3 separate regions of the Homo sapiens genome follow, and all the other regions are linked to region 3. The links are chromatin loops, found by intact Hi-C in ENCODE. Cell type or tissue: Calu3. All regions are shown on one strand.

Region 1 (2,500 bases), 170 kb after region 3:
ATTCCTCAAGGATCTAGAACTAGAAATACCATTTGACCCAGCCATCCCATTACTGGGTATATACCCAAAGGATTGTAAATCATGCTACTATAAAGACACATGCACACGTATGTTTATTGTGGCACTATTAACAATAGCAAAGACTTGGAACCAACCCAAATATCCATCAATGATAGACTGGATTAAAAAAAATGTGGCACATATACACCATGGAATACTATGCAGCCATAAAAAAGGATGAGTTCATGTCGTTTGTGGCAACATGGATGAAGCTAGAAACCATCATTCTGAGCAAACTATCACAAGGACAGAAAACCAAACACCGCATGTTCTCACTCATAGGTGGGAATTGAACAGTGAGAACGCTTGGACACAGGGCGGGGAACATCACACACCGGGGCCTGTCGTGGGGTGGGGGGAGGGGGGAGGGATAGCATTAGGAGAAATACCTAATGTAAATGACCAGTTAATGGGTGCAGCAAACCAACATGGCACATGTATACATATGTAACAAACCTGCACATTGTGCACATGTACCCTAGAACTTAAAGTATAATAAATAATAAAGAAAAGCTACATGAAAAAAAGTGAGAGAGTAAAAGCTGCCCACTGGCCACTGGAAGGGGTAGAATAATATATAAGTACATTCTAGATATTTAAAGATATTTAATTTACTTACCTATTTGAATGATTCTCATTTGTCTCTCTTGAGCTCTTCCAAAAAAGGATTTTTTAATCACTCCAGCCCACAGAGACTATTTTTTAAAAACAGTTGTACATCAAAACGATGATCTGTTATCAGCCATTTAGCATTTACCTTAAGAAGGATAGCTCTGAGGTCATGGTATCATGTCTGCAGTTCACATAGGAAAGTTAATCTTGTGACGATTTATTGCTATTTTTTCTGTTCATATTGTTTGTCTAGCTAACTAAGTCAATGCCTTTGGAGTCAGTAACCAAGTCTTTTGCTCCTCACAGAGGCTGACACCATGTCCTGCACATGGTAAACCCTGAAAAAATAGGTGATTCAAAACATCTATGCAGAGAGGTGGTGATTGAATTATATCAATGCCCGCTTTGTCTTCCAGGTGAAGGCTTCCATAATTACCATCACACCTTTCCCTTTGACTACTCTGCGAGTGAATTTGGCTTAAATTTTAACCCAACCACCTGGTTCATTGATTTCATGTGCTGGCTGGGGCTGGCCACTGACCGCAAACGGGCAACCAAGCCGATGATCGAGGCCCGGAAGGCCAGGACTGGAGACAGCAGTGCTTGAACTTGGAACAGCCATCCCACATGTCTGCCGTTGCAACCTCGGTTCATGGCTTTGGTTACAATAGCTCTCTTGTACATTGGATCGTGGGAGGGGGCAGAGGGTGGGGAAGGAACGAGTCAATGTGGTTTGGGAATGTTTTTGTTTATCTCAAAATAATGTTGAAATACAATTATCAATGAAAAAACTTTCGTTTTTTTTTTTGTTTGTTTTGTTTTTGAGACAGAGTCTCACTCTGTCACCCAGGCTGGAGTGCAGTGGCGCAGTCTCGGCTCACTGCAGCCTCCACCTACCTGGTTCAAGCAATTCTCCTGCCTCAGCCTCCTGAGTAGCTGAGATTACAGGAGCCTGCCACCACACCCAGCTAATTTTTTTGTATTTTTAGTAGAGACAGGGTTTCATCATGTTGGCCAGACTGGCCTCGAATTCCTGACCTCAGGCAATCCACCCGCCTCGGCCTCCCAAAGAGCTGGGATTACAGGCGTGAGCCACCGCACCCTGCCGAAAAAAACTTTTTTTTTTTTGAGACGGAGGCTCGCTCTGTCCCCCAGGCTGGAGTGCAGTGGCGAGATCTCAGCTCACTGCAAGCTCCGCCTCCCGGGTTCACGCCATTCTCCTGCCTCAGCCTCCCGAGTAGCTGGGAGCCAGCGCGCCCAGCCTAAAAAACTTTTCAAGTCAATATTACTACGATTTAACATTAGAGTGTGGACATGTGATTTAATCGCTATAGCTAAAATACGTCAAATATACGTTGTCATGTGCTTGAACATGATGCTAACCCTGACAGGATGAAGGAAAGTAATATTCTTTCAGTGTAGTTCAGGAGAGCATTTGTTTTCTTTTCTACCAATTAACCCATCATTGCTTTTAAACAACCATCTGAAGGAGCAGAGAGGCAGGGTAGAAGACAGAAGGGGGATCTATGTGGTAACTAAAGAATGTTTCTGTTTTGTTAATTATTGTGTGTGTGTGGTTTTATTGTTTGCTTAAGAGAATCAAAAACTGAAAAAAATGAGAATACAGGAAATGGCTCTTGTTTATTTTTTTGCTGTGTTTACAGCTTGTTAATGCTCTACTGTCTTTGTTTCAAGAGAGATTTGTTCACTGCCCAGCTCGTTTTGTGTCCTGAGCCCTATGGCCAGCCCACCTTATAAATCATGCCTGTTTAGATGTTTGATTTTGTTCTGTTTGCTATTGTTATCTTAAAGGTGTATAACTCTGACA
Region 2 (2,500 bases), 80 kb after region 3:
TCACCCGGGCTGGAGTGCAATGGCGCGATCTCGGCTCACCACAACCTCTGCCTCCCAGGTTCAAGCGATTCTCCTGCCTCAGCCTCCTGAGTAGCTGAGATTACGGGCACCTGCCACTATGCCCGGCTAGTTTTTGTAATTTTTGTATTTGTAGTGGAGACGGGGTTTCACTACGTTGGCGAAGCTGGTCTTGAACTTCTGACCTCAGGTGATTTGTCCGCCTCGGCCTCCCAAAGTGCTGGGATTACATGCGTGAGCTACTGAGCCCAGCCGAGAATACTTTTTTTTTTTTGAGATGGAGTTTGGCTCTTGTCACCCATGCTGGAGTGCAGTGGTGCAATTTCGGCTCACTGCAACCTCCGCCTCCCGGGTTCAAGTGATTCTCTTGCCTCAGCTCCTCAGTAGCTGGGATTAGAGGCACCTGCCACCACACCTGGCTAATTTTTGCATTTTTAGTAGACACCTAGTGTTTCACCACGTTGGCCAGGCTGGTCTCGAACCCCTGACCTCAGGTGATCCTCCTGCCTTGGTCTCCCAAAGTGCTGGGATTACAGGAGTGAGCTACCATGCCCAGCTGGGAATACTTTTTGTAAGTAGCTTTGGATTAAGTGATCTTTCACATTTTTTCTAACTATACCATCTTATCAAAAACATAACAATTACTTATTACTGAGTAAAAATAGTAGTAGCTTTTAATATTCACAACCAACCACTCTAGTGCTGACATAGGAGGCTACAAACTTAAAATTTTTTGATCATAACTAGATGATCAAGATGGAGCCCTTTTTGGGGGTAAAAATTCCTTCTACTCCATATTTGACACTGTTAAGAGGATATAAAGGAAAGTTAAATTATTTAAGATTTTTCACAAAAGATTTAAGAATGAAAGAATAAATCCTGCTGGAAAAGAATATGACAGCCATACCATCTGCAAAGTAAATCTTCTACAGAGGTGCAGCTTGACTCTTTTTATAGTAATAAATAAACACTGCTTAGTTCCATAAGGCACTGTCACTGCAGCTAGTGCACACTAGTGCCACCCACTGTCCCCAGTGTGCAACAGGAAGGGTGGAGGTGCGTTCCAGTGTTACTGATGCTAAGCTTCATCTCTTGGTTAAGTGGTGGCTTCCAGATGCTTCCGTTGTAAGATTCTATTTTCCCCTTTGCAGTTAGGAAGCAATTTAAGAGGTGATACTTCTCCCAAATCCTTTCATCTAATGATTTTAGCATTTGTATTAGTTTGCTCCTATAACAATGTACTACGGATGGGGTGGCTTAAGCAATAGAGATGTGTTGTCACACAGTTCCAGAGGCTAGAAGTTCAAGATGCAGGTGTGGGGAGCTTCCTCTGAGGGCTGTGAGGGAAGGATTTGTTCCAGGCCTCTCTCCTTCGCTTATAGATGGTTGGCTTCTCCCTATGTCTCTTCACATTGTTTTCCTTTTGTGTATATCTGTGTCTAAATTTCCTCTTCCTATGAGGACATCAATCACACTGGACTAGTCAACCCTTGCCTGCCCATGACCTCATTTTAACTTGATTACCTCTGTAAACACCCTACCTCCACGTCAAGTCACATTCTGGGGCACTGGGGGTTAGGACGTCAACTTTTGAATTTTGGGGGGACACAATTGTGATTCTTGCCTGAATCTGTTATTTATTGGGGTCTTTAGGTTTCTGTGAAACAGATTCTGAGATGCAGATTTGTGTGCTGGCATATCTAGTACTGTGCTTAGAAACATCTGTGGGGGAATAAGAAGCAGAATTGGACAGAGAGAGAAGCTGAATTGCAGTGCAGTTACAACAGAGGCCTCAGCCTATATGCTACAGGGAGCTGCGAAACGGGGCAGTCCTTTGAGGTTTTTTGTTTGTTTGTTTGTTTGTTTTTGTTTTTGTTTTAAGATGGGGTCTCACTCTGTCACCTAGACCGGAATGCAGTGCCATGGTCACAGCTCACTGGAGCCTCAAAATCCTGGGCTCAAGAGATCCTCCTACCTCAGCCTCTCTGAGTAGCTGGAACTACAGGCATGTGCCACCACCACACCCAGCTTTTTTATTTTTAATCACTTTGTAGAGATGGGGGTCTTGCCGTTTTGCCCAGGTTGGCCTAGAACTCCTGGACCCAAGAGATCCCCTCACCTCGGCGTCCTGAAGTGCTGGGATTACAGGCATGAGTGACTGTGCCTGGCCCGGACAGCCCTTTGGAGATGTTCCAAATTGAGGCAAAAGGCCAAATTTTGTACCCCTTTATCTACTAAGCATTGAATGCAGGCTGCTGCCAGGGAGGAGGCAAGCCTTGGGCTGTGCAGCTTCCCAGGTAGGGCAATGCCTGAGGAAAGACTCAGTTGTGAGCTGTTAGGCACCAACAATCCCAGTAGTTGGGGAATGAGTACCTGGACCTACAGAGGGTTGGGGCAGTGCTCAACAGCATCAGACACAATTGGGGATTGCAGAAGGGTGATTTCCCCCTCTAACCTGCATTTATTATTAATAATTTCTGAA
Region 3 (2,500 bases):
TTCAAAACTTCCTGATTTCAAAGCTACAATAATTCAAACAATGTGGTACTGGCATAAAGACAGACATACAGACCAATGGAGTGAAATAGCCGAAAAAAAAAAAAAAACTCTCATATATACGGTCAACTGATCTTCAACAGGGGAGCCAAGACCATTCAATGGGGAAAGGATAGTTTCTTCAACAAATGGTGCTAGGAAGACTGGATATCTACACATAAAAGAATGAAACTGGGCATTTATCTTCTACAATACACAAAAATTAACTCGAAGTATATTAAAGACCTAAATGTAAGTTTTATAGCTAAAACTATAAAACTCTTAAAAGAAAATATAGAGGAAAAGCTTCATGACACTGGATTTGGCAATGATTTATTGGATACGACACCAAAAGCACAAGCACAGACAATATAAGTAAAAATAGATAAACTGGACTACATCAAAATTTAAAATGTCAGTGCATCAAAGAACACAATCAACAGAGTGAAAAAGGAAACCTACAGAATGGAAGAAAATATTTGCAAGTCATATATCTGATAGGTTAATATTCAGAATATGTAAAGAACTCCTACAACTCAACAACCACAACAACAAAAACCTTATTTAAAAATAGAGGACTTGAATAGATCTTTCTCCAAAGAGGGTATACAAATGACCAACAAGCACTTGAAAAGATGCTCAATATCACTAATTATTAAGGGAGGGCAATAAAAACTACCATGAGATATCACTCCTTACCCACTAGGATGGCTATTATCTAAAAAACAGAAAAAGTATCAGTGGGGATTTGGAGAAATTGGAACCGCTGGGCACTGTTGTTGGAAATATGAAATGGTGCAGCCACTATGGAAAACAGTATGACAGTTCCTCAAAAAATTAAACATAGAATTACCATAAGATCCAGCAATACCACTTCTGGATATACATATATATACCGAAAAGAATTGAAAGCAGGTCCTGAAGAGATCTTTGTACACCCATGTTCCCAGCAACATTATTTCCAGTAGCCAAAAGGTGGCGCAACCCAAATGTCCACTGTTAGATAGATGAATGGATAAACAAAATTCATATCCATACAATAGAATATTATTCAGTCTTAAAAGGAAGGGAATTCTAACACATACAACCTGGATGAGCTTTGAAAACATTCTAAGTGAAATAAGCCAGTCACAGAAAGACAAATCCTCTATTATTTCACTTATATGATGTATCTAGAGTAGTCAAACTAATTGAAACAAAGTAGCACAGTGGTTGCCAGCATCTGGATGGAGATTGAAAGGGGAGTTTAATGAGCATAAAGTTTCAGTTTTGCAAAATGATAAAGTTCTGCAGATCGGTTGCACAGTAATGTGCATATATAGTTAACACTACTGAACTGTACATTTAAAAACGGTTACAGTGGTAAATTTTGTTACATACATTTTATGTTACATGTATTTTACCACAATTAAATATTTTTTAAAAATCCTTCCCCAGGTATCACTCCCCCTCCTCCCTGCTTCTGTGTGAATTAACAACTCCCTCCTTTGCACCTCTACATTATCTTGCGTATACCACCATTATGGCTCTTATTACATTTTTGGTAATTACGTGTTTGACAGGATAAGGGTTACTGTCCCATTTGCCCCATCCTGGGACAGGTGAATACTTATCCACTCCTGGGGTCCTGACTAGAAGCTAGGAAAATATACTAGGGTCTTTGGCAAGACAGAGAAAAGAGGCAGTGACCCCTATGGCATAATTGGCTAAAGAGGACCGTCGTTATCAGCAAGAATATATCTTGGATCTTGTAGATGTTTCACTCTGAGGCTGGACCTGGAAGGACCATTTTTCTTCAACAATCCTTTTATAGGCAGGCTCTGACAAACCTAAGTAACACTTCTTTCCTCCCTCAACACACAAAAACATCTTCTCCATTATGAGGACAGCCAGCTGAAATGACTGGTCATACCTGGTCTGACCCACAGGAGGGAAAAGAGAAAGATGTTCATTCAAGATGGATTCAAGGGCCGGGCACAGTGGCTCACGCCTGCAATCCCACCACTTTGGGAGGCCAAGGCTGGCGGATCACAAGGTCAGGAGATCGAGACCATCCTGGCTAACGCAGTGAAACCCCCGTCTCTACTAAAAATACAAAAAAAAAAAAAAAAAAAAAAATAGCCGGGCGTGGTGGCGGGCACCTGTAGTCCCAGCTACTCGGGAGGCTGAGGCAGGAGAATGGCGTGAACCCGGGAGGCAGATCTTGCAGTGAGCCGAGATCAGGCCTCTGCACACCAGCCTGGGCAACAGAGCGAGACTCCGTCTCAAAAACAAAAACAAACAAACAAACAAAAGATGGATTCAAGATAGAACAGCTGACCTAATAAGGTTCTCAGGGGGGACAATAAGGAACTATTTTTGCTTCCCTTAGACTCCTTGTATGTAAGTTTGATACCTAATTAAATTTTTTTTTCCGATAATGGACTGTAACTTTCTGCCCTTCCAAGGTCATAGTCAAGAGGTT

What was found. Peaks named below come from ENCODE experiments on the same cell type or tissue, not always from the same donor. Only the 100,000 strongest peaks of a DNase experiment are listed, where the experiment ranks them.
Region 1: a loop joins it to region 3, with 5 times the contacts of the local background. A loop is called at or near these places in 3 of 110 quality-filtered maps.
Region 2: a loop joins it to region 3, with 8 times the contacts of the local background. A loop is called at or near these places in 16 of 110 quality-filtered maps.

What each region holds. Positions count from the first base shown.
Region 1 is chr4:82,630,106-82,632,605 of GRCh38, reverse strand. SCD5 (stearoyl-CoA desaturase 5) reads left to right here. Exons shown (of 5, transcript NM_001037582.3): 5 at 1,089-2,500. The coding sequence ends at 1,279. Among named protein-coding and RNA genes, the nearest start is that of LINC00575, 9.9 kb to the right of the region's middle. In Calu3, no CTCF peak of the experiment used is centred here; DNase peaks (open chromatin) are centred at 1,225 and 1,725.
Region 2 is chr4:82,720,558-82,723,057 of GRCh38, reverse strand. The region is part of intron 1 of SCD5 (stearoyl-CoA desaturase 5); the gene reads left to right. Among named protein-coding and RNA genes, the nearest start is that of MIR575, 32 kb to the left of the region's middle. In Calu3, no CTCF peak of the experiment used is centred here; a DNase peak (open chromatin) is centred at 1,037.
Region 3 is chr4:82,800,630-82,803,129 of GRCh38, reverse strand. No RefSeq gene overlaps it. Among named protein-coding and RNA genes, the nearest start is that of SCD5, 3.1 kb to the right of the region's middle. In Calu3, no CTCF peak of the experiment used is centred here; a DNase peak (open chromatin) is centred at 1,009.